Regions from separate parts of the Homo sapiens genome. Here all the other regions are linked to region 1. The links are chromatin loops, found by intact Hi-C in ENCODE. Cell type or tissue: A673. All regions are shown on one strand. Links, peaks and the distances in the headings refer to the core of each region. The heading gives the core; the rest is flanking DNA.

Region 1 (8,296 bases), core at 1,719-6,718:
ACCTAGAACCACATGCTACACATTTAAGAACAATATACATTGTTTAATACTGCAACATGACCTTTGTCCTCATGTGCCACTGTTGCAAATACTGTGCTAATCTGTGAATACTTTTGCATCCACCAAATGGAATCTGAAAAGAAGCAAGAAAGTGGGCACTCACCACTACTACTAAATGATACTTCATTATGCAAGAATCTACTGCATTAGAGCTACCTAACAGATGGCTCTGACAAGTTAATTTGTCTTTTCTCTTACTTAAGTACTTCCTCCACTTTCCCTAGGGACCCTGAGTGGTATTAGTTCCCAGAGCTGTGCCAGCTCTCATCATCATATTCCAAATGCTACTTTCTGGGTCTTCTCAGCCCCAGCCAGTAACTTTCCAGTATCTTCTAATTGGAAATTCAGTTATATTCCCCCTTCCTCAGGGTTTTCTTCCTCCCCTTTTTGTGGTGTCTATCCTAAACTCCTGGAGGCTTATGGAAAATCCCACTGAAGCCACCAGAGGAGGAAAATGGGTCCACTCTGGTCTCCTATCACAGCCCCCACCCCATCCCACGTCACCTGGACCAGCCTTGTTCTTGGTGCGCACAGCCCATGGTGCTTACTCCTACAGATGGTGAGAGCCCATCTTCATATGAGTGTCCATTCTGCTCCCACTTAGCACCACGGAGCTGAGGATGCCTCCAAGACTGCAGCCGCAACTTTCTCCCATCACTGACACAAGTCTCGTAATCCAGGTCTCCTACTTCTTGGATCTTCACTTTGACCCAAGCAATCCTGGAGCAGCACTGCTCCTCTCTTTCTCTCTCAGTTACCTGCAAAATCTTCTGGGGCACTTGGAAGCCACTAGGAACATGGGGTCAGCTATTGGCCCTCTGGTGGTTAGATCTTCCATACCATTTTCCTGTTGGCCTTCTCCAAACAGACATCAAATATCCAGATGAAGAACAGGACATGAGTTCTCTCTGCCTTGGATCTCTTCATGTTTCATGGGGCATCTGGTCACTCTTCCCCCAGGATGTATTCCAGGGTATAGAAGCACAGTACAGGGACTTCATGCTATAATTTATAATTTTCCTTGACTGCAAACTCTTTTCCCTCTCTCTGGCTCAAAGCTCTTTATTGGTCATGATGGCAGAGCAGATGAGGTACCTGCTCTGTATATTCACATACCCCCTGTAATCTCTCCAGTTTTATGCCAGAGCCCTTAGTGTTTTCCCTAAAAAGCTAAGGTTGTTTTTTTCTTTGCATCTCTACTCTTTCTATCCAGTCTCCACTGGAGCAAATGTAAGCACCATGTCTCTGGGCCTGATGAGAGTGGTCAAGGGGATGAACATCGGCTACCACATTACTATCTGCTGCCTACACTTTACTCACTAGATTTTGTGCTCTTTCCGCCTTTTTTTTTTGTGGTAAACATAATATGTTTTCAGCTGATTATTGCTTATTCATGAACATAGATCCTTTGTGGTTTGCAATACAGTCATTAAGATCGTTGTACTGTTCGGCTCCCTTGCAGTCACAGGAATGAATTTCATGCTGAAATAGGACCATGAGCCCAAGTGCTGGCTGAGGCCCACTGGGCTGGGCCTTCTGGCTTGCCACTTAAAAAAGGCTTGCTATGGCAAGGGTTTTAAGCTACCCGCCTGGTCTCCCCACAGTCCTTCCCTACTTCCTTGTTCTAGTCACTTTACAATTGCTCCCTCCGGAGCTTGGCTACTTTCCCTAAGGCTTTTTCAAAGGGCCTCTTATGTGCACATCCTCCTATCTTTTCACGCTGAGGATTACTTCAAAGGCTCAGCAGCCATGGGAAGGGAAGAATGACAATAAAATAAATCCCAACTGCAGAAAGGTTTGCTTTGGCAACTGCTTGATTGTTCTGTAGGTGGGGAGGTGCCTGCTCTGACCTCTGCAGCTCACTGGTCCTCACAGCTCATTACAGATGTTTTCCTTTGGTCTGGTTTCTTACTGTCCCTTCTGAGGCTCTGAGCCCCTACTTCTAGCAGGCTTATGTAAATTTCCCCAGGCCTCAGCTGCTCCTTCTTCCATTGATCCCTTTATCTGTTGCCAAGACTGATTCTCCTAATCTTGCTCTGAGCCTCCGTGTTTCCACTCAGGAGGGGAAAGTCTCAAACACTCTGAAGGTGGGGCACTCTGCTATTTTGCGCTGCAATTTATTTCAAGGTCACTGGGCAGGACTAGAGTGAGTGACCGGAAGACTGGCCTATCAGAGAACCGGCCTATCAGAGAGCCTGCCCATCCAGAGTGCTCAGAAAACACTTGTGGGCCTCAGTCTAAATCCTGAAACCCTACCTCCAGTATTGTTGCTTTGTGCAGGGGTTGCCAATTAAAAATAAAAAATAAAACGTTGTGTGAACCAAACCAATCACTGGCTGAATTCACCTGACTGATCCCCAGTTTAGGACCCTGGAAGACTTGCCTGAACTGGGAATCCTTAATTCTTTTTAAATAATGAGGGCCTTCTCTTGTAGTGTTTTTTTGCTTTTGAAAAAGCCTGAGTCATAAAGTCCAGGAATCTGGCCCCACAGCTGCCAGGATAAATGTCTGCTTAGACATCCACGGGGATGTCTGTCCTTCAGTTGAACATGGAGGTCTGGCTAAGTGAAATATTAAATCCTTCTCTTGACGAAATAGGGCCCAGAAAGCCTCCTTCTTTCGTTGCAGACCAGGCAGGTCCCTACTGACTGGATGGCTCTTTTGCTGCTACTACTATCAAGTGAATCCAGTGGATAGGGAGGTGAAAAGGCAGGACACCCATTGATCTTTTTGGTTCTTTCCAGAGGTTCCATATCCTTGGCTTGCCTCTCATGGCTGCTGCCTTTCCCTTCCCCACTGACTCACCCACACCATGAAATGTCAGTGCAGCTGGACAAACACAGAGTGCCCAAGTTAAAGCACTAAAGACCTTTCCTGGGGCCTCAAGCATGTTGATGATGAGAGATTGTTTCTTAAAAGAAAACAGTCCCACAGAGCCTATGCCACCTGCTATCAGACACTTCCTGCCTGTGTGATATAATTTGAGAGTTGGGCTGGGCACGGTGACTCATGCCTATAATCCCAACACTTTGGGAGGCTGAGGTAGGAGGATCATTTCAGCCCAGGAGACCAGCCTAGGTAACAAAGCAAGACCCTGTCTCTACCAAAAAAAAAAAAAAAAAAAAAATTAGCCAGGCACAGTGGCAGGTGGCAGGAGGTTGAGGAGGAAGGATTGCGGGAGCCCAGTAGTTTGAGGTACCTGTGAGCCATAATGGTGCCATTGCACTCCAGCCTGGGTGACAGAACAATACCCCAACTTGAAAAAGAAACAAAATTTAAAAAATTGAAAGCAATCTTTTATGATGCATTCTCTAAATTGCTCTGAATTCTTTAGGAGGTAAATTATTTTAGTTTTGTGTTTTGTTTGCACTAAGCTAACTTAAAAAGTACTAGGACAACAAATGACCCATGTGAAATTCTGTCCATGCAATATTAGATCAAGACATGGACTAATATGGCAATTTCCAGGAGTCCTGATCGTGTGTGTGCATGCGTGCACGCAAGCGCACTAAGAACTCATTGGAAATATAATGAGAGGTGAAAATTACACTCACCAAATTCCTTTCAGGGAAAGTACTGCATGTGGTTCAAAGAAATAAAGCTCTTATACAGCCACTTGGATTGAGAATTAGAACCTCTAAGAGGCACCCTTGAATAAAAATAGTTGGTCAACTAACTACGGTCTAAGGAAGATGAGTGCAATTAACACTAAGCTTTTGTTTCCCTTAGTGAGGTGCAGCCAAGGCAGGATTGCTGGGTCAACAGAGGAGATGCTGAGTCCTGGCATCCATGTCCTCCTGCTCCACCCATCTGCCCGAACATTTTGTCATCTCCCGCAAACATTAAGCTGAAAATCCTAGAATATTTTTAAAATATTAATTTGAAACAGTGTCAAAATGTTAGCTTGCCAAGGAGCTCGCACATGTTGGCTGAGACCCTGGACCTCAGGAGTCTGACCTCTTGGAGATTTGACTGGTTAATATCATGGAGGCAGCACTGCTCATCTGGAGAGTTTTTAAAACTAGGTGATTTGAGTGTGTCCTGGTTCCAGAGCGCCCTCTTGGGGAGTGGATAGTAGATTGGGAGATCTCAGAGAACATATGCTTTAGGGATAAAAGAGGAAACAGGACATATGTGCAGTTACTCAGTCAATCTTTACAGGTCATTGCATCTAATGGTACTAAACACCCTAGTTCTATTACCCCCGGTGTAAAAGTAGGTAGCTGGGCAGACATGAGCAGGGTAGGAGAGGTCCCCACAAGGAATGTCAGGTGACCATCAGGTGATGCTCAAGTTGTTGTTAACTGTCACTCTAAAATAATAATTGGACACAGCTGGCACCAGAGAAAGGCAGGCTCCCATTAGATAGAAAACACCTGAAGTGGGTGATCAGCGGCTTCCTGATAAGATCTCAGGAGCTGAGTAAGTGGACTCAAGCATGTGCCCTAAAAGGCAAAATGGTGGTGTTTAACTGGTATATGAACTTCTTCTAAGAATATTCGGCTGGTGTATTAGTCTGTTGTCATGCTTCTATGAATTATACCCAAGACTGGGTAATTTATAAACAAAAGGGATTTAAGTGACTCACAGTTCCACATGGCTGGGGAGGCCTCAGGAAACTTACAATCATGCCAGAAGGGGAAGCAAACACATCCTTCTTCACAGGGTAGCAGGAATCAGAAGTGCTGGCAGGGGAAAGCCAGATGCTTATAAAACCATCGGATCTCATGAGAAGTCACTATCATGAGAACAGCATGGGTAACCACCCCCATAATTCAATTACCTCCCACTGGGTCCCTCCCATGACACATGGGGATTATGGGAACAACAATTCAAGATGAGATTTGGGTGGGGACACAGCCAAACCATATGAACTGGTAAGGGAAAAACACCTCAAATGAACATGCACAAAACTTTGGTAAGCACACTGCACATGTAGCCCCTCCTAAGTCCTGGCAGGCCACCACATGCAGACAGCCTGCCCCAAGGAAAAAATCAAGGGAGAGACACAAACCCTGGAACCATGCCAATGTATAAACCTCCAAGTGAAGGGCTGAAAGTGCACTTGGATCTTTCAAGTTGCCTGCTTGGCCCTCTTCCAAGTATACTTTACTTCCTTTGGTTCCTGCTCTAAAACTTGCTTTGGTCTCTCAATCTGCCTTATGCCTCTCCAGTGAATTCTTTCCTCTGAGGAGCCAAGAATCGAGTTGCTGCAAACCCATACGGATTCACTGCTGCTAACACTGGCACCATCTCATTCTCACCAAGACCCATCTGAGATGAGTTGACTCCACATAAAGAGTCTCTGGGCCCCACACCTGAAGCTCCCACCAGTAGGAATTAGGAAGGCAGGTAGCTGTACTATAGGTAAATGGACGAGGTGGAGGAGAAAGGGCCTGCAGAATGAAATGACTTTTCAGAGATTCTGGAGAGGCATCTGGGCCATGGGTAAGGCCATCTGCAGAGAGGCTGAATATGATGGACCTCCTCTGTACCCAGAAGCTATGGTCTGAACATTTGTGTTCTCTCACCCACAATCTATTATTGAAACCTAATCACCAAAGCAATAATATTAAGAGGTGAGGGCTTTAGGAGGTGATTAGGTCATGAGGGCAGAGCCACATGAATGGGATTAGTGCTCTTATAAGAGAGGCTAGAGGGAACTTATTCTGCCCCTTCTGCCACGTGAAGACACAGCTGGAATGCATCATCTATAAGGAAGGGGCCCTCACAGGACACCGAATCCGCTGGAGTCTTGGTCTCAGAATTCTCAGCCTTCAGAACTGTGAGCAATAAGTTTCTACTGTTTATAAATGACTAGTCTAAGGTATTTTTGTTAGAGGAGCCCTAATGGAAGAAGATAGAGCTATTTGGTTGAAGTCTCTTGACCTAGAATGTAGCCATAAAAGAGCCACAAAAATCTCTTTAGGTCAAATTCATGTATTCTGCCCCATGTGGTTTGCCATCCCAAGCACCTAGCTCTACCCTGTAAGTCATTATTTATGTGCCCATCTTCTCTATTAACATGGGTTCTCATTTTGTTTGCCCTGTCTTTCCAGGAAAGGATAAGCTTCTTCCTTAAGTCTCGGGCTCAGAGTAGAGCTCCATGCACAGAGAGGGCTCAGGGAATGCTAGAAGCCTATGTTTACAACAAACTTGGTCTTGCAACTTCTTCTTCTCTACAGCTTATCCCAGGTCCCTTCCGCAGTGGAAGACCCTTTCGGGCTTTACTTGAAGTTTTCACTAAAATGAAAAGCAAATGTGGTTTATTACAATTGGTCTTTGTTTAGGCAAAATGAAGTATATTTTACCCTAATTAAAATGTTAAAATGGAAAATTTGGAGTCAACCTTAGACACTTTTAAAATAAGGGACTGTGCCTGTCCATGTGCCTGTGTGTGTGTGTGTGTGTGTGCTTGGTCCTCACTTAATGTCTCTAGTTGCTCATATGTTCTTGAACTCCAAATAAATATAAGGGAAATTATTTGACTTGGTCTGCATATGGAGTTGGGATTGTTCAATCTGGAGACATGAAGTCTAAGGGGCAATAGCCTGTGGAAAGTCATTGTTAAATAATAACTTTAAAAAGAAAATCAAAAACAGGCAGGGCACGGTGGCTCACACCTGTAATCCCAGCACTCTGGGAGGCCAAGGTGGGCAGATCATTTCAGGACAGTTTGGTCAACATGGCGAAGCCCCATCTCTACTAACACTACAAAAAAAATTAGCCAGGCATAGTGGTACATACCTGTAATCCCAGCTACTAGGGAGGCTGAGGCACAAGAATCACTTGAACCTGGGAGGCGGAGGTTGCAGTGAGCCAATATCATGCCACTGCACTCCAGTCTGGGCAACAGAGACAGAGTCTGTCTAAAAAAAAAAAAAAAAAAAAAAGAAAAACAGCTTAGATTGCTGCACGAGAGATTTTTATATTAACGAAAATCATTTAATGTTGGAATAGGTTACATCAAGAAGACATAGAATTTTCTCCAAGGGTCACTAAAATAAATCTTGTAAGTTACTACATAGTTTGGCACTGGTTCTAACTGAAGGAAGGTGGGACATCTTTCCCCACATTTTTAGCTGAAGAAAATAATCCTGATAATGGTTCCTCCAGCTTTAATTTAGTTTTTGATCTTCTATGCATTTATAACCAAGGGCAAACTGGTTCTACTAGACAAATCCTGCTTAATAATACATTTTCATGAGAAAAGATAGTGTGGACTAGTACAGAAAAAGAATTTTAGGCTGGGCGAGGTGGCTCACACATGTAATCCCAGCGCTTGGGAGGCTGAGACAGGCAGATCACCTGAGGTCGGGAGTTTGAGACCAGCCTGGGTAACATGGTGAAAGCTCCTCTCTACTAAAAATGCAAAGGAATTAGTGGAGTGTGGTGGAACAGGTCTGTAATCCCAGCTACTCGTGAGGCAGAGGCACAAGAATCGCTGGAACCCGGGAGGAGGAGGTTGCAGTGAGCAGAGATGGCGCCACTGCACTCTAGCCCGAGACTCCATCTAAAAAAAAAAAAAGAAAATCAAATGCATGTGTAATTTATGTATTATTATATTGAGATCAAATTTTTAAAAAATTGTGGAAAAGAATATGCCTCAGCATCCTTTAAACACTAGAAAATAATAATCTACAATAATCTTTTAGGGTTTTGTTTTTTTTTTTGAGACGGAGTCTCACTCTGTCACCAGGCTGTAGTGCAGTGGCGAAATCTCAGCTCACTGCAACCTCTGCCTCCTGGGTTCAAGCGATTCTCCCTCCTCAGCCTCCCAAGCAGCTGGGACTACTGGTGCGTGCCACCATACCAGGCTAATTTTTTGTATTTTTAGTACAGATGGGGTTTCACCGTGTTAGCCAGGATGGTCTTGATCTCCTGACGTCATGATCCACCCACCTCAGCCTCTCAAAGTGCTAGGATTACAGGCATGAACCACTGCCTGGCCACATCTTTTATCCATTTATTTCTAGTTCATAGTTTAAAAAGTTACAACTGCTATTGATTAAACATACACACACAAAAAAATACAAGATAAACGAAACACTAGGGAAAATCTTTGCAACATGTGAAAAATGCCTATTAAAATATATAAATGGTCTTTCAAATTTATTTTTACTTTTTAATTTTTTACTAGGCAAAGAACTTTATTAACCTTTGTTTCGAACTTTATTTCCCAGCTTCTGCAGCTTAATTAGCTAAAAAGAATGATTATGTATAAGCGAAAACTAAA
Region 2 (8,296 bases), core at 1,085-6,084, 83 kb before region 1:
TGAAAAGTGTTTTTTCCCTAACTCTCCTGGCCTCGGCCCCCATCCCTTTCTCCTCTCCTCAGAAAATAATGAGTTATATGATTGATGAGGGTGGCAGAAAAATTGGTGCACGAAGCTTAGTTATTTCGTGCCCTTCCTTTTTGGAGCAAGGTGACTCCAGCAAACAGACTTTTTGCTCTCCAATCATGTTTAAGCATGGACAAGAGTGGCCCTCACATGGGGAGGGTTGTGGGGGCCCAGCCCAAGTGAATGAGACTGCCTAGTTCTTGGGTTTAGTACTGGGGAATCTACTGTTGGCGCATACCTGAGTTGTGTTCTCTGACATGAGCTTTATCAATAATAAAAGTAATATTTTGAATTCCCATTGCCATTCTTTGTTTTCTATCAACCACAATGTATATAGACACAGAGATATAGACACTTGTAATTTTCCCCTCCTTTCCTTTAAAAAATTAAGTGATGGTGTACTAAATATCTTGCTCTCCATCTAGGAGATCATTTGTTATCAGTACATAGAGTATATTCTCATTTTCCTTTCTGGATGCATGGAATTCCCTTGTGTGGGAAGATCATTATTTAATCAGTCCCATATTAATGAACAGTAAGGCTATTTTCAATGTTTTGGTATTACTAATGTGCTGTAATGAATGACTTTGTACAGATGTCATTTTCCATACATGCAAATATTACCTACCTGACAAAATACAATAATTAGAATTACTGGGTCAGGCTGGGCACAGTGGCACATGCCTGTAATCCCAGCACTTTGGGAGGCCGAGGTGGGTGGATTGCTTGAGCCCAGGAGTTCAAGGCTGCAGTGAGCCATGATTGCATCACTGCATTCCAGCCTGGGTGACACAGCAAGACCCTGTATCTAAAAATGAATGAATGAATGAATGAATGAATGAATGAATGAATGAATAAAATAAAAAGAAAAAAAAGAATTGCTGGGTCAAAAATGTGCATGTGTATTTGGATGCATTTCTGCCTTTGTAATTAGTCCACTGAGCAGTCTACCTTACCATATAACATTATTCAACTGGCTTTATAGTACATTTTAATATCTACTGTAGTATTTTTTAAATGACTTTGTGCTATTTCTTGCTGTTTAAGTCAATCAAAATTGTATAAAATTTATGCACCTAGTTAAGGAGAATTGACATCTTAATGAAGCTATTTCTTCATTATGATGCCTTTTTAGTTATTCAAGGCTCCTTTTGTGTCTCTTAGTAGAGTTTTAAAGTTTTCTTCATAGAGATCTTGAATAATTCTTCTTAATACTTTACCCCCAAGTATTTGTTATTTTAAATTTTTTATTTTTCCTTCTTATTAAAAAATTCAAGCTTACCAGAAAGTTGCAAAAATAGTACAAAGAACTCCCATACTCCTCTTGCTCAGATTCACCAAGTTTTAACATGTTGCCATATTTATTTTATTATCTCTTTCTCAGTATAGATACATTTTTTTCTGACCCATTGGAGAGTATGTTACTTTTATCATGCCCCTTTACCTGTTAATTCTTCCATGTGTATTTCCTACAGACAAAAATATTTCTTATGTTGTAATAATACAGTAATCAAACTCAGGAAATTTAAAATTGCTATATGCTATTATTTAATCTGCAGCCCATATTCCAATCTCATTAATTGTCACAATAATGTCATCTGTAGCAATTTCATTCTTTCTTGGGACAGGATCAGTCGCGGATCATTGGTTATCATGACTCTTCACTCTCTTTAGAGGACGTTCCTCAGTCTCTCTTTGTCTTTCATAAGAATGTCTTTGACTTTCATAAGACATTTTGGAGAAGGCAGGTCAGTTGTTTTATAGAATTTTTTCAGTTTGGGTTTGTCTGATGGTTTCTCATAGTCAGATTCAGGTATGAACTTTTGGCTGGAAAACAATATGAATGCTATTGTGTTCTTGGGGTATCATATTCACAGGCTTATTTATTTCTTATTTTAGCAATATTAATTTTAATAATTAACCCATTTGTTTCTTTTATTATTATTATTATTTTTTTGGACAGAGTCTCACTCTGTTGCCCAGGCTGGAGTGCAGTGGCATGACTGCAGCTCACTGCAACCTCTGCCTCCCAGGTTCAAGTGATTCTCCTGCCTCAGCCTTCCAAGTAGCTGGGATTACAGGCAGGCACCACCATGCCCAGCTAATTTTTGTATTTTTAGTAGAGATGAGGTTTCACCACGTTGGCCAGGCTGGTCTTGAACTCCTGACCTCAAGTGTTCCACTCGCCTTGGCTTCCCAAAGTGCTGAGATTACAGGCATGAGCCACCGCACTCAGCCCTACTTTGTGTTGTAATTCGTTGTGATATATATATGCATGTGTGTATGTGTGTGTGTATATGTTTATACATGTACATATAAATATGTAAATATATATCTTTCTGTCATTCCTTCTGATATTAATTCTGTATCCAACTATTTGTTTAAAGAAATGGGTCTCTCACGTTTCTGTACATCTTGCAAGCAGAGGCTCTGCCTGCCTGGGTCCAGACACTTTTTTCACGTTGTTGTAGTGAACAGTCAAGGAAGATAGAGATAGTCCCTTCCTCTCAAGCAGGGGAAAAGTTCATTTACTGTCCAGAATTGTGGTCCTTGAAAGTCACCTGTGTTAGGTACTTGGACTTTTGAATCACTTGTAGTCTGATATTAGTATACTTTTTATCATAAAAGTGACTGTCACAAAATTAGCCACTCAACAATAGGCTGATTGTGAAGAAATTCAATGGACCTTCCATGTTCTCTACCATTCACAGGCATCTGGTATCATTGAGTGTTAGAATGGCCTCCTAAAAAACCCACTCAAAAAGATTTCTAATTCTCCTTCCTTCACCTCCTACCACTCAACACACCTTAGTGAGGCAATCTGATCAATTAACGCAGCTATTTCCCAAAAGGAGTCATTTCCTCTCAGTCACTCCCTGGGTGATGACCAGAGGTGAAGGGCTATGTAGACTTAGTGGGATTCTGTCCCGACCATTCTTGGGCACGCTTCTTTCTTTCTTCTAAGAGCAACCAGGGCCAGCCTGTTTGGCACACCCTCCGAGCGACAACTAGCCAAAAGGGGGCACAGAAGAGTCAAACTTAATTCTGACTCAGGCACTGGGATTCTCTTTTTGTATTGACATGATCCTAGATCATAAAGATAATGACCACTAAGTTAAGCACACTGCTTGCCAAGTCCCCATATAGTGGCCCAGGTTGGCCAGAGTTTGTGATGTAATAGGCCTCTGTAAGTTTTGTCCATCTTGCACTTGACCTTTTCAACAAAATGATGAGTAAAAGCAGGGATATGACTGGAAAAGAAGGTGAAGACATAGCCACTGGACTGGATTTTGTAGCAATGGAAGAGGGAGCAAAAACCTTAGCACCTGCAGAGGGAACACCCTAGATCCTAGTGGTATGGGGAAGAGAGGGACATTAATATTTCTTTTTCTTTTCTTTTCTTTTCTTTTCTTTTCTTTTCTTTTCTTTTCTTTTCTTTTCTTTTCTTTTCTTTCTTTCTTTTCTTTCTTTCCTTCTTTCTTCCTTTTTCTTTCTTTCCTTCTTTCTTCTTTCTTTATTTTTTTAAGAACCACCCTGGAGCCTTCCCCATGAAGGAAAATGCTCAAAAATGCTCTGATGTGGCTCTCCTATGAACAGTGAGAAAGGGATGACAGAGTAGAGATAATTACTTTCTTAAGTTCTTATTTATCAGAGAGGCTGAGGGGAAGGACAGAAAGCTAAATTTTCATCTTCCATGGTGGGAAATTAATAGATGATGCCTAACCCCATAATTTTTGTTAGGTCCATATTCAGGTTTATTTTATTATGACTATTAAACCTTATCCATAGATAAGCCAGGTAGTAAACTAGGATTACTTTTTTTTTTTTTTTTTTTTTTGCTGTGCAATTTTTTGCAGAATGCCAGAGGGGTTGGGATCCAGTATACAAGTGGAGAATATGGCCCTAAAATTAGTTTTCTATATACTTTACACTAATTTAACTCTAAAATCTCCATGATTATCTAAATCTTTTTTTCAGAACTTTCATCAGTGGTTATGTATACTCTCGCTCTGACAAACTTGGTTCATCTGCTGTAATTGGAAAGATTCTGGCAGAGTATATGCATATAGATGAAGGTAGATTTGTTGAAGGAATGCCAAAAAAGTTATTTTATGATTGCAGCTGTTTTCTGAGTGAAATAAAAAGCGAGTTCATCAGTGAGAGTGAGAAAGGGCAAGAGGCTCGAAATTTAAGAAGAGGGAAGAAAGTGTGCAACAGCTGTAGAGGAAACTGAGTAAATAAACACAGGAAATGAAATAGGATTTTTCAGGCATACTGGAAGCCCTCTTGAGATTTGTGATCACTCATTTAAAGTAATGACCCTCAGCATATTGGGTGGTTTTATCCAGTCATGTTCAGTTTCTCAAATTTGGGGACAGAGTAGGCAGGGCATTAGACCAGGGCTATAACGTTGCTGGGCAAGGACAACAGAGGGCAGAGGGACTAGGAGTGGAGTTTTCCTGCAGGAGAATGATGATGATCATGATGATGATGATGGATCATGGCTTCTAAGCTGGGTAAGGAAGGAAATGAGAACATGCAGTTTCCTGCATGGACCTTGGTGTGTCGGAAAGAAAAAAAGAGAGAGAGAGAGAGAGAGGGAACATGAAGGGATTGCTGGACAGTGAAAAGATTGGAGGGTGGATGGACTGGATATTCTGGTGAGGGCAAAGAGTTGCTGGAGTGACAGTAGTTGAGGAAGTCAACTGAAAACATAGAAGGTACCAGAGCAGAGCCATTGAAATCAAGGATTAGATGGTGTTGCAGTTGTTGGTAGTGGGCAGTGTCTATATATGGCCATAAATGAGGTCAAGATGACAAATGTGGCAGGATCCTACAACTGCTTGAGCAAAGGACAATAATGGCATTTTAAGAACATTTGCTTGGTGTTGGCTAACTACCTATTTTAATGAGGAATTTCATTTATAAACTGGTTGTAGATAACTAAAGGGAAAAAAGCAACCCACCTAAGTTAATGTTACTCCAAGGAACAGAAGCCATTTAACAAAATCTCTAAAGATCTATCAACAGATAAATGGATAAATAGAACATTGTACATCCATAAAACAGAGTATATTTTATCAATAAAATGGAATATTGATACATGCTACAACATAGATGAACCTTGAAAACACTATGCTAAGTAAAAGATGCCTGTTATGAAAGACCATATATTGTATAACTCCGTTTATATGCAATGTCCAGAATAGGCAAATCTATAGAGACAATATAGATTGGTGATTTCCTAGGGCTGAGGGAGGGAGGATGGAGAGAAATGTGGAGTGATTGCTAATAGGTATAGGGGTAATGAAAACATTCTAAAATTGTGGTGGTAGTTGCATAACTCTATGACTACACTAGAAACCATTTAATTGTATACTTTCAATAGGTGAACTGTGTGATATGTGAGTTATATCTCAAACCTATTATTTAAAAAAAATCTTTAAATAATCAGTAGCTGAGTAAGACATCTGAGAAAATTGAGATTCAAAGAGAGTCAATGATTTGCTTAAAGTCCACTGCTAGAGCCAGTACTTAAACTGGGTTTGTGAGGTCTGGGACCAAACTCCTAACTTTACAATATGTGTTATATTGACACTGCTGATTTAATGTTTGACTTATTTTCCCTGTCTATTGTCTCTTCCTATATTATGAGTAAGTTATTTCAAGGGTAGTGAGAGGACACCTTTATGAGGTAAAATGACCATCCTCAGCAGAAATATGCTGACAAAAAGTAGAGAGGAGCTGAAAGTGAGGCAAGGAGGGTAATTCTCTAAACTTGGAACTGTCTCTTCTAATGTGTGATTGCAATGAATTATTTTGTGTGTTTGGAGCCCTTGTATTCACTATATTGTATTCTTTCCTTTATTAATCCAACAAAAAAAAGTTTTGGGTATTTGCAATGTGCCAGACAATTTTTTCTATAATTTAAGAGAAATTACCAGTGTCTACCTACTTTTTGCTCTTAAAAATTCCAAGCTTGAACTTATTGGTAACTGTGCTTAACCAGAAATTTGTGCTCTCAAGTTCTGTACATTATGTCCAATTCTCTAAACCTATATGGAATAAATTTTCCCTAAGCTTTTGTTAAAAACAATTTCTAGTAAAGAGAATGTTTGAAATTGTCAGACAGAACTTTTGATTTTTTTTTCACTTTTAAACATTTTTGGTAAGGGTATGTTGGTTATTTTAGTATTTGTGTTGCTTTTTATGGAAATGCTGTGGATTTTAGCATCCATTAGCATTGTTAAATATAGTAAAATCTACTTATACATCTGTACAAAAGAGATTCAGTATATGGAAATATCTATCTGTCCGATCTCTCTCTCTCTCTCTATTCTACCATCTATGATATTTTAAGCTTATAAACTCTTATACCCATTATATAATCAATATAGTGATAAGATCATAAGAACTGATAGTACCTTAGAAATGCTCCAGTCTAGTTTATTCTGTATCATAGTTGGGGAAACTGAGGCTCAGAGATACTCAATTGTGCTATGAAAATCTGCCCTTTGGAGGTCTATCGTCTCCACCTAGCTTTATTTTTCAACATAGTGTTGTAAAGGCATTTGCGACGAGTGCTTCCAGATTTTCTACCAAGAGAATCTTAAGTGAGGAAACTAGATGGAAACAGGGGATTGAAGTTGCCTTTTTTTTTTTCACCTTACAAGATTTTGAGAAAATATCGGTTACGAACATCAAAGAAAACAAGTGAGGCTAAAGACCCCCAAATACCCTTCTTCTAATGGCTCCATTAGAATTTACTTATTTATTTTTTGTATTTATTTTATTTTATTTTATTTTTCTGAAATGGAGTCTTGCTCTGTTGCCCAGGCTGGAGTGCAATGGCACCATCTTGGCTCACTGCAACCTCTGCCTCCCGGATTCAAACAATTCTCCTGCCTCAGCTTTCTGAGTAGCTGGGACTACAAGAGTGTGTCACCACGCCCGGCTAATGTTTTGTATTTTTTTGTAGAGATGGGGTTTCGCCATGTTGGCCAGCCTGATCTCGAACTCCTGATCTCAGGTGTTTTGCCTGCCTCAGCCTCCCAAAGTGCTGGGATTACAGGCGTGAGCCACTGTGCCTGGTTAACCATTAGAATTTATTATTGTTGTTTGTTTATTAAAGGTTTCATTAGTCAATCTTAACACCCAATCTCCAAATTTATTTTGTGTTTTCTCATTACAAAAGCAATATATACACTCATTACAGGAAAATTAGGTAAGGAAAAAGAAAAAACTCTTAGTCCCACACCATTAGAAGCATCCATTTTTAACCTCTTATGTTCACATATTTGTAAGTATACTTTTTTTTTAACAAAAATGGGATTGTTGTAAATTGCTTCTAAATCTTTCTATGCCAATATGTATATTTTTGTGCTTGTTGTTTTTTTTTGTTGATTTGTTTTTATTCAGAAAAATACTTCCAAGACAGCCAAGATCTTCACTGAACAATGAATGAGCTGTATTCTTTTATTCAGCAGATGATGGTCACATACTTGCTATGTGCTATCTGCTATGCCTGGTTCAAGGAAGGTACAATGGTGAACAGGACAGATGTAGTCTTTATATTCTAATAAGGGACACAAGCAATACACAAGTAAACATATCAAATAAATATCGATCAGGTTAAAATATATGAAGTTGATAAAAAGAGAGCTGCAAAAGAGTGTCACAGGGCCAGACTCCATCATACCCACTCTCTACTATTTCATTGAAGAGGGATTAAAAAAAGGTGAATCCACCTGACCAAAGTTGTGTTTGTAATCAATGATTCAACTAATTTATTTTTATTTTTATTATTTTAGATTCAAGGGGTACGTGTGCATGTTCGATACATAGGTATATTTTGTAATGGTGGGGATTGGGCTTCTAGTGTACGTGTCTCCCAAATATTTAACATTATATCCAATTGGTAATCTTTCAACCCTCATCCCATTCCCTCCTTCCCCCAGTTTGGAATCCCCAGTGTCTATTGTTTCCACCTTTCTGTCTGTATGTACCCATTGTTTAGTCTACTCTATATCCATGTGTACCCATGGTACTCCTATTTATAAGTGAAAACATGCAATATTTGATTTTCTGTTTCTGAGCTAGTTCACTTAGGATAATGGCCTCCAGCTTTATCCATGTTGCTGCAAAGGACATATTTCATTCCTTTTTATGGAAAATTGGATTAAAAAAGAAGACCCAACCATCTGCTGCCAATAAGAGATTTACTTACTGG
Region 3 (8,296 bases), core at 2,229-7,228, 310 kb before region 1:
AGATGAACCTTGAGAACATAATGCTAAGTGAAATAAGCCAGTCATAAAAAAGCATATGCTTGGCCAGGCGCGGTGGCACACGCCTGTAATCCCAGCACTTTGGGAGGCCGAGGCGGGCAGATCACAAGGTCAGGAGATTGAGACCATCCTAGCTAACACAGTGAAACCCCATCTCTACTAAAAATACAAAAAATCACCCGGGCATGGTGTTGGGCGCCTGTAGTCCCAGCTACTCGGGAAGCTGAGTCAGAAGAATGGCATGAACCTGGGAGGCAGAGCTTGCAGTGAGCTGAGATCGCGCCACTGCATTCCAGCCTGGGCGACAGACCAAGACTCCGTCTCAAAAAAAAAAAAAAAAAAAAAGCATGTGCTTAATGATTCCACTTCTATGAGGTAGAGTACAGTAGTCAAAATCATGGAGATAGAAAGCAGAACAGTGGGTGCCAAGGTCTGGGAGTAGTGAGCAATAGGAAGGGAATGTTTAATGGGTTGAGTTTCAGTTTTACAAGATGAAAAGACTTTTGGAGATGGATGGTGGTAATGGGTGCACAACGTTATGAATGTATTTAATAATATTGAACTGTACATTTAAAAATGAGATGTGTATTTTACAATTAAAAAATCAGAAAAAAAACTTGAATGAATTTAGCTCTTTCCTAGTATAACTTGGGCATCTGACAAAACTATACTCAGCATATATTGTGAAGGAAATCATGTAAATGTTTACAGTTTTATTACAGCATTCAATTCCTGATATAATTTCAAAATGGTAGGCACACAAACAGATGGTGAGAACAGATTATACAGTGAAATTTTTGTGAACTATACCCCTGGAATCAGAAAGAGGGGCAAAAGAAAGACTGGTGTGAGAGCATAAGAAAAATATGAAGCAGAATGGTCTGGACAGGAGTTGAAACCAGAGAAGGGAAGCAAAGGGACAGTGAATCTGGGAGGCCATGAAAGAAAACTCAGAGAAAGGAGGGAAAGGGGGTGAAGGGGTCATAATGAGGGAAAGCAGAAAGCAAAGGCCCAAGAGAATGTGAAGCAGAGGTGGAATGAGAAAGGCAATTCTAGATACTACTGTAAAAGATGTATTTGCGAGCTTTCTTCTTTCAAAATTAGATGTTAAAAAAAAATCAATACTTTCTTCATTTTGAGTAATCTTTAGGTGAAACATATTACCTCTAGGACTCACTGCCTCAGACAGACAAATCCCAGAACATAAACTCTGTAGTGAAGTAAACTACTTTTGCAATATTAAATCCCAGGCTAAAAAGAAAATACGAGGCGGCCTAAAAAAGTTAACTCATGCCTCATCAAGCAACTAAAGATGAGTACATCGATGTTTTTCAATGTAATGGCCTTTACACAAATGGCCTTTACACAAATTTAAAACATTACTACTGTAATTTTATTGTGATCTGATAAAACAGGATTTTTAGTAATGTCAAGTCAAACTTATTTGGCTATTCTGAGGAAATTCTCCTGCAGATTTGAGACTTTCTAGTCCAGGGATTTAACCTAGCTGAGTTACACTTCAAGTATATCTGCTATAATTTGATGATTAATTACCTGTGCTGGCTGTATAGAAAGTTATTTGCTTACTGAAAACACTACATCATGGCTCACCAACCAGGTGCTAGTTAATGGAAATACGTAGCCAAAATGACAATTTCCTCCCACTATCTTTCTTTTCACTGCTAAATACTTACCATCTTTACAACTGGTTGCACGTGATCAGAACTTTATCCTTATTATAAGAGGATGACAAAAACTTTACTGCACATTTGTGCAGTCTTTTAAAGTATATAACATAACATAAATCATCTCAGTCTAGCAGCCCTGGGTGTTGGCAAGATAGAGATTCTAATTTTCATTTTACAGAAAACGCAATAAGGAACCAGCTTTAGAAGGCAGCCTCTAAAGTGACTTCAGTGATCCCCAGCCTCCTGGCATGCAGGCCCTTGTGTGAGCTCCTGCTCCCCTTGAGTGCGGGCTGGATTCAGTGAATCACTTCTAAGAAAGACAATATAGAAGTCACTCCCAAGACTGGGTTATAAAAAGACTGGAAGGATCAAGAGAGGGAGTATCCTTTAAAACAGGGCTCAGGACACACAAGCTCTACTGCTACTGCCTCACTTTGCATCCCCTAACCAGAAAGCTCCATTACCAGAATCACTCTGAAAATCTCGGTGAGGAGCCCTAATTGTGACTCCCAGTCTCCTATCACTGCTACAAGCCTGTCTGGAAGAGATGACAACAGTGGGGAGGCTGCCAGAGCCAAGTGTGCTTTCCAAGTGTCCTTGGTGTGCTTTCCCCACAATAGCTATATGATGCCACGTGATGACATGAGTACAGACCATGAAGGGTCAGAACAGCTCATGAGCTGAGTCTGACAAATTCTGCCAAGTAACAAGCTAAGTTACAGGCAAGCTACCCACCCTCTTCAAGGACCAGTTTCCTAGTTTCTATAATGGGGTAACACCTACCTTATAAATTGTGAAGAATTAAATCATATAATCATGTCTGCCTCGAACTGGGTGGCTCGTCAATGCTCTGCTCTGTTCCCTCCTCTTCCCTCTCCTACATCAAGCAAGAACGTCCGCACAGACTTGACCTGGGCACCTCATTATTACAATGCACCCTTTGACATGATCTTTATGAAAAGGGACCAGAATTCAAGCATTTCAGCATCTCCTGACAGAAGACTACCACGCAGAACCCATGCCGTTCTTGCCAACCCTCACAATTTTCAGTTCTTCACGATACTGAATCAAGTTTGAGGTGGGACAGGGAGTGAGTAGGAAGCAAAAAGCAAGCAGGTAGAAAAGACCACTGACATGATGAATTACCTAAAATACATATAAATTCAATTGAAAAATATCATGGCATCCTTTTTTCTCACCTTCACAAATCATTGGCTCAATTGTAAATACATGGCCCGACTTCATCACTCCAACTGCTTTATTTTCTGAAATCAAAGAAAAAAATCTCAAAAGGTAGCAAAACCAACAGTGTACTGTTGAACAGCTAACTAGAAAGAGTACATAACTCAAATTCCCATCAGTGATTGTTAAATTAATTACCCTGATTCCCTTTCTTAAAGTTCAACAAACAGGTATTATACTGGCAGCCATCTAATATGGTGCACGTATTGTCCTAGGCACATTTCAATTACGCTTATGTGTTCTCTAGGAAAACAGAGGTATTTGTAGGCTGTATTTCAGAGATGAGTATCACTTCTATAAAAAGAAAAGTGGCAAATAAAGAATAAAAGAAAAGTGCCTTGATTTCTATTACCTCATGATTAGAATTGCAATCACAGAACCAAGAGTTCCACTACTCATCCGGGTAGAGAAGCTCAAAGGAGAATGACAGATGTTTCAGATTATGCCAGAAATTTCCCACCGCTTTGGGGGGTAAGCATGTGTTTGCACACAGGTGCACAGCCCATAGAAACTACATGATTTTCATAATGTTTCATAAGCTGTTGTGTTTTTCTCATCTTCAAAGAAGAACAAAATCTATGCACATTAACCTACTTTTTAAAAAATAAGCTGGGTGCGGTGGCTCATGCCTATAATCCCAGCACTTTGGGAAGCCGAGGCAGGTGGATCACCTGAGGCAGGTCAGGAGTTTGAGACCAGCCTGGCCAACATGGCGGAACCTGTCTCTACTAAAAATACAAAAATTAGCCAGGTGTGGTGGCGTGCACCTGAAATCCTAGCTACTCAAGAGGCTGAAGCAGGGAATCACTGGAACCCAGAAGACAGAAGTTGAAGTGAGCTGAGATCAATTGCGCCACTGCACTCCAGCCTGGGCGATTGAGCAAGACTCTCTCAAAAATAAAAACAAGGCCGGGCGCAGTGGCTCACACCTGTAATCTCAGCACTTTGAGAGGCCGAGGTTGGTGGATCACGAGGTCAGGAGATCGAGACCATCCTGGCCAACATGGTGAAACCCTGTCTCTACTAAAAATACAAAAAATTAGCTGGGCGTGGTGGCGGGGGCCTGTAGTCCCAGCTACCGGGAGGCTGAGGCAGGAGAATGGCATGAACCCGGGAGGCTGAGCTTGCAGTGAGCCGAGATTGTGCCATGCACTCCAGCCTGGGCGACAGAGCAAGACTCCGTCTCAAAAACAAACAAACAAACAAGCAAACAAAAAAAACAAAAAACAAAACAAAAAACAAACAACTAAGGAGACCATTATTTTTTAATTCAAAGCAAAAAAGCAAACTCCATTTCTCTCTCCAAGTACTTTTTAGCTTCTTTGTCCAAGTTCACTAATGTAAGTTTTTTTCAGGATCATCATGAGCAATACAACAATAAATTACAGTGACCAGACCTGCCATACCCCTCAAAAATGCCAAAAATGTTAAAACTAGGAATAGGCTTTTTTAGACAAAAATGGAGAACTAATTTAAATTCCAAGTTAAACAAAACCTAATAAGGGTATCAGCTAAGTGAATGACTGCAATGCCCAACCTGACCACCAGATGGCTAATACATCAGCTTTTCAGGGTTCCTCTGCGAGGTTGTTCTGATCTGCAACTTTGTTATGAATGGCAAATTTGCCCGCCCTTTGAGGCTGACTCAACTAAACTCTCCTCTTTCCAGGAATGGTCTAACCTCCCCTACACGTTTATATTCCTGCATAACTTTCCAGATGAATAGCTATCGTGCTGCTTTCCACTATCTTAGGTATTGCCAAAATACACTTACTGCAGATTTCAAATCTGGAGCTTCTAAACTGTTATAAAATCCTAAGGTCATTTGAAAAAAGGAAGAAAAGAAAAACAAACATTTGACTTTTAATTTCTAAATTCATAAACTTTCAAAATGACATGCTTAATACATATACAGAATTGGTCTGTATTTCCTTGGAGAAACCAAAAAGAAAACGTCAAGAATGTCAGTGTGGTGTCACAGAAAGTAAAAAGGATGAAAGACTCTTGAACTCTGCCGTCCAGAACAGCAGCATTGGCCATGTATAGCTAGAAAGTACTTGAAAAGTGACCAATCAGAACTGAGGCTATCAGTGCAAAAGCCCTTTGGATTTCAAAGACTAAAACAACATGTAACATATCTCTCAATAATTTTTACACTGATTAAAGTTTCAGTTTCCCAACATACCTCACTCAACAAATACACATTATCTGAGTGACTATACTATCGCAGACACTCTTAGGTACTTTTTAAAAAATTTGTACCTGATCTATAGTCTCTCACAGAATGACTGTAATATGCAGGCATGCCTTGTTTTATTGCATTTCACTATATTATGCTTCACAGATACTGCTTCCTTCTTTCTTTTCTCTTTTTTTTTTTTTTTTGAGATGGACTCTTGCTCTGTTGTCCAGGCTGGAGTGCAGTGGCACGATCTCGGCTCACTGCAACCTCCACCTTCCAGGTTCAAGTGATCCTCCCACCTCAGGCTCCTGAGTAGCTGGGGACTACAGTTGCATGCACCATGGCCGGCTAATTTTTGTATTTTTAGTAGAAGCGTGGTTTCACCATTTTGGCCAGGCTGGTCTAGAACTCCTGACCTCAAATGATCCGCCTGCTTCAGCCTCCCAAGGTGCTGGAATTACAGGTATGAGCCACCACATCTGACCAGATGCTTTTTTTTTTAAAAATAAATTGAAGATTTGTGGCAACCCTGCTCTGAGCAAGTCTAACAATGTCATTTTTCCAACAGTGCATGTTCACTTCATGTCTCTGTGTCACAATTTGGTAATTTTCACAATCTTTCAAACATGTTCATTATTATCACACCAGTTATAGTGATCTGTGATCAATGGTCTTTGATGTTAAAATTTTAATTGTTTTGGAGCACCACAAACTGTGCCCATGTAAAGACGGCAAACAAATGTTTGTGTGTGTTCTGAAGGCTCCATCAGCCTGCCCCACTTCTCTCTCCCTCTCCTCAGGCCTCCCTATTCCCTGAAACACAATACTGAAATTAGGCCACTTAATAGCCCTAGAATGGCCTCTAAGTGTTTAACTGAAAGGAAGAGTCACATGTCTCTCACTTTGAATCAAAAGCTAGAAATGATTAAACTTAATGAGAAAGGCATGTCAATAGCCTAGATAGGCCAAAAGCTAGGTCTCTTGTTCCAAAGAGTTAGCCACATTGTGAATGCAGAGGGAAAGTTCTTGAAGGAAATTGAAAGCGCTACTTCACTGAACCCACAAATGCAAGAAAGTAAAACAGTCTTACTGCTGTTATGGAGGAAGTTTGAATGGTCTGGATAGATCACACAACCGACAACATTCCCTTAAGCCAAAGCCCAATCCAGAGCAAGGCACTAACTCTCTTCAATTCTACGAAGGCTGAGAGAGGTGACAAAGCTGCAGAAGAAAAGTTGAAAGCTAGCAGAGGTTGGTTCGTGAGGTTTAAAGAATCCGTCTCCATTACATAAAAGTGCACGGTGAAGCGGCAAGTGCTGATGTAGAAACTGCAGCAAATTTGCCAGAAGATATAGCTAAGATAATTGATGAAGGTGGCTATACTAACAAACAGATTTTCAATGCAGACCAAAACAGCCTTCTAATGGAAGAAAATGCCACCTAGGACTTTCTCACTAGAGAGGAGAAGTCAACAACTGGCTTCAAAGAACAGGCTGACTTTCTTGTTAGGGGATCCTGCAGCTTGTGACTTTAAGTTGAAGCCAATGCTCATCTACCATTCCTAAAGATTCCTTAAGAATGAAGCGAAATCTACTCTGCCTGTGCTCTAGAAACAGAACAACAAAGCCTGGATGACAGCACCTCAATTTATAGCATGGTTTACTGAATATTTTAATAATATTAATATATAATTAACATATAATATAGTTAATATAATTAATAATATTAATGCTGAAACCTACTGCTCAGAGAAAAAGATTCGTTTCAAAATATTACTGCTCACTGACAATGCACCTGGTCGCCCAAGAGCTCTAACAGAGATGTACAAGGAGATGAATGTTGGTTTCATGCTTGCTAACATGGCATCTATTCTGTAGCTCATGGATCAAGAAGGAATTTTGACTTTCAAGTCTTATTATTTAAGAAATACATTTTCTAAGGCTGCCGTAGATAGTGATTCCTCTGATGAATCTGGACAAAAGTAAACTGAAAAACCTTCTTGAAAGAATTCACCATTCTCGATGCCATTAAAAACTTTGTAGGCTGGGTGTGGTGGCACACGCCTGTAATCCCAGCACTCTGGGAGGCAGAGGCGGGTGGAATGTATGACTCCAGAAGTTCAAGACCAGCCTGGGCAACACAGTAAAATCCCATTTCTACTAAAAATACAAAAAAAAATAGCCAGGCAGGGTGGTACGTGCCTGTAATCCCAGTTACTCAGGAGGCTGAGGTGGGGGAATCACCTGAGCCCAGGAGGTGGAGGCTGCAGTGAGCTGAGATCGTGCCACTGCACTCCAGCCTGGGCAACCAGAGTGAGACCCTGTCTCAAAACAAACAAAAACAAAACCAAAACCAAAAAATTGTGATTCATGGGAGGAAATTGTGTGATGCATGAGAGGAAGCCAAATATCAATATTAACATGAGTTGGGCAGAAAGTGATTTCAACCCTTTTGGATGACTATGAGGAGTTTGAAACTTAGTGGAGCAAGTAACTGCAGATGTGGTGGAAAGAGCAAGAGAACTAGAATTAGTAATGGAGCCTGAGGATGTGAGTGGATTGCTGCAATCTCATGATGAAACTTGAACAGTTGAGTAGCTGCTTCTTACAGATAAACAAAGAAAGTAGTTTCTTGAAATGGAATCTACCCATAGAGAAGATGTTGAGATGACAACAAAAGATTTGGAATATTACATAAACTTAGTTGATAAAACAGGAGCAGGGTTTGAGAGAACTGACTCCAATTTTCAAAGAAGTTCTGTGGATAAAATGCTATCAAACAATATCACAAGCTACAGAAAAATCCTTCGTGAAAGGAAGAGTCAATCAATGTGACACACTTTGTTGTCTTATTTCAAGAAACTGCCACAACAACCCTGATATGGTTTGGATCTGTGTTCCTACCCAAATCTTATGTTGAAATGTAATTCCCAGTGTTGGAGGAGAGGCCTGGTGGAAAGTGACTGGATCCTGGGCGCAGAGTTCTCATGAATGGTTTAGCACCACCTCCCTTGGTACTGCACAGTGAATGAGTTGTCATGAGATCTGGTTGTTTCTCCTCCCATGCACTCTCTCTCTTGCTCCTGCTCCCACCATGTGAGACACTCACTCCCTCTTTGCCTTCCGCCATGATTGTAAGTTCCCTGAGGCCTCTCCAGAAGCTGATG

Evidence for each region. A loop is a pair of places that touch in the nucleus more often than their neighbours do. Peaks named below come from ENCODE experiments on the same cell type or tissue, not always from the same donor. Only the 100,000 strongest peaks of a DNase experiment are listed, where the experiment ranks them.
Region 2: it touches region 1 in a loop (2.3-fold over the local background); 4 of 110 quality-filtered maps call a loop at or near these places.
Region 3: it touches region 1 in a loop (2.5-fold over the local background); 6 of 110 quality-filtered maps call a loop at or near these places.

The regions. Positions count from the first base shown.
Region 1 is chr4:98,741,388-98,749,683 of GRCh38, reverse strand. It overlaps the pseudogene BTF3P13. Among named protein-coding and RNA genes, the nearest start is that of TSPAN5-DT, 87 kb to the right of the region's middle. RefSeq lists enhancers at 1,128-1,678, 1,679-2,229. In A673, for the core only: a CTCF peak has its summit at 4,119 (motif pointing left); DNase peaks (open chromatin) are centred at 1,723 and 4,113; H3K27ac peaks cover 1,539 bases.
Region 2 is chr4:98,823,800-98,832,095 of GRCh38, reverse strand. All of the region lies in intron 2 of LOC105377343 (a long non-coding RNA gene), which reads left to right. Among named protein-coding and RNA genes, the nearest start is that of EIF4E, 100 kb to the left of the region's middle. In A673, for the core only: a CTCF peak has its summit at 3,066 (motif pointing right); DNase peaks (open chromatin) are centred at 3,085 and 4,195.
Region 3 is chr4:99,052,428-99,060,723 of GRCh38, reverse strand. It overlaps METAP1 (methionyl aminopeptidase 1), which reads right to left. Exons shown (of 11, transcript NM_015143.3): 10 at 2,906-2,971. Among named protein-coding and RNA genes, the nearest start is that of ADH5, 32 kb to the left of the region's middle. RefSeq lists an enhancer at 5,900-5,969. In A673, for the core only: a CTCF peak has its summit at 4,482 (motif pointing right); a DNase peak (open chromatin) is centred at 4,513.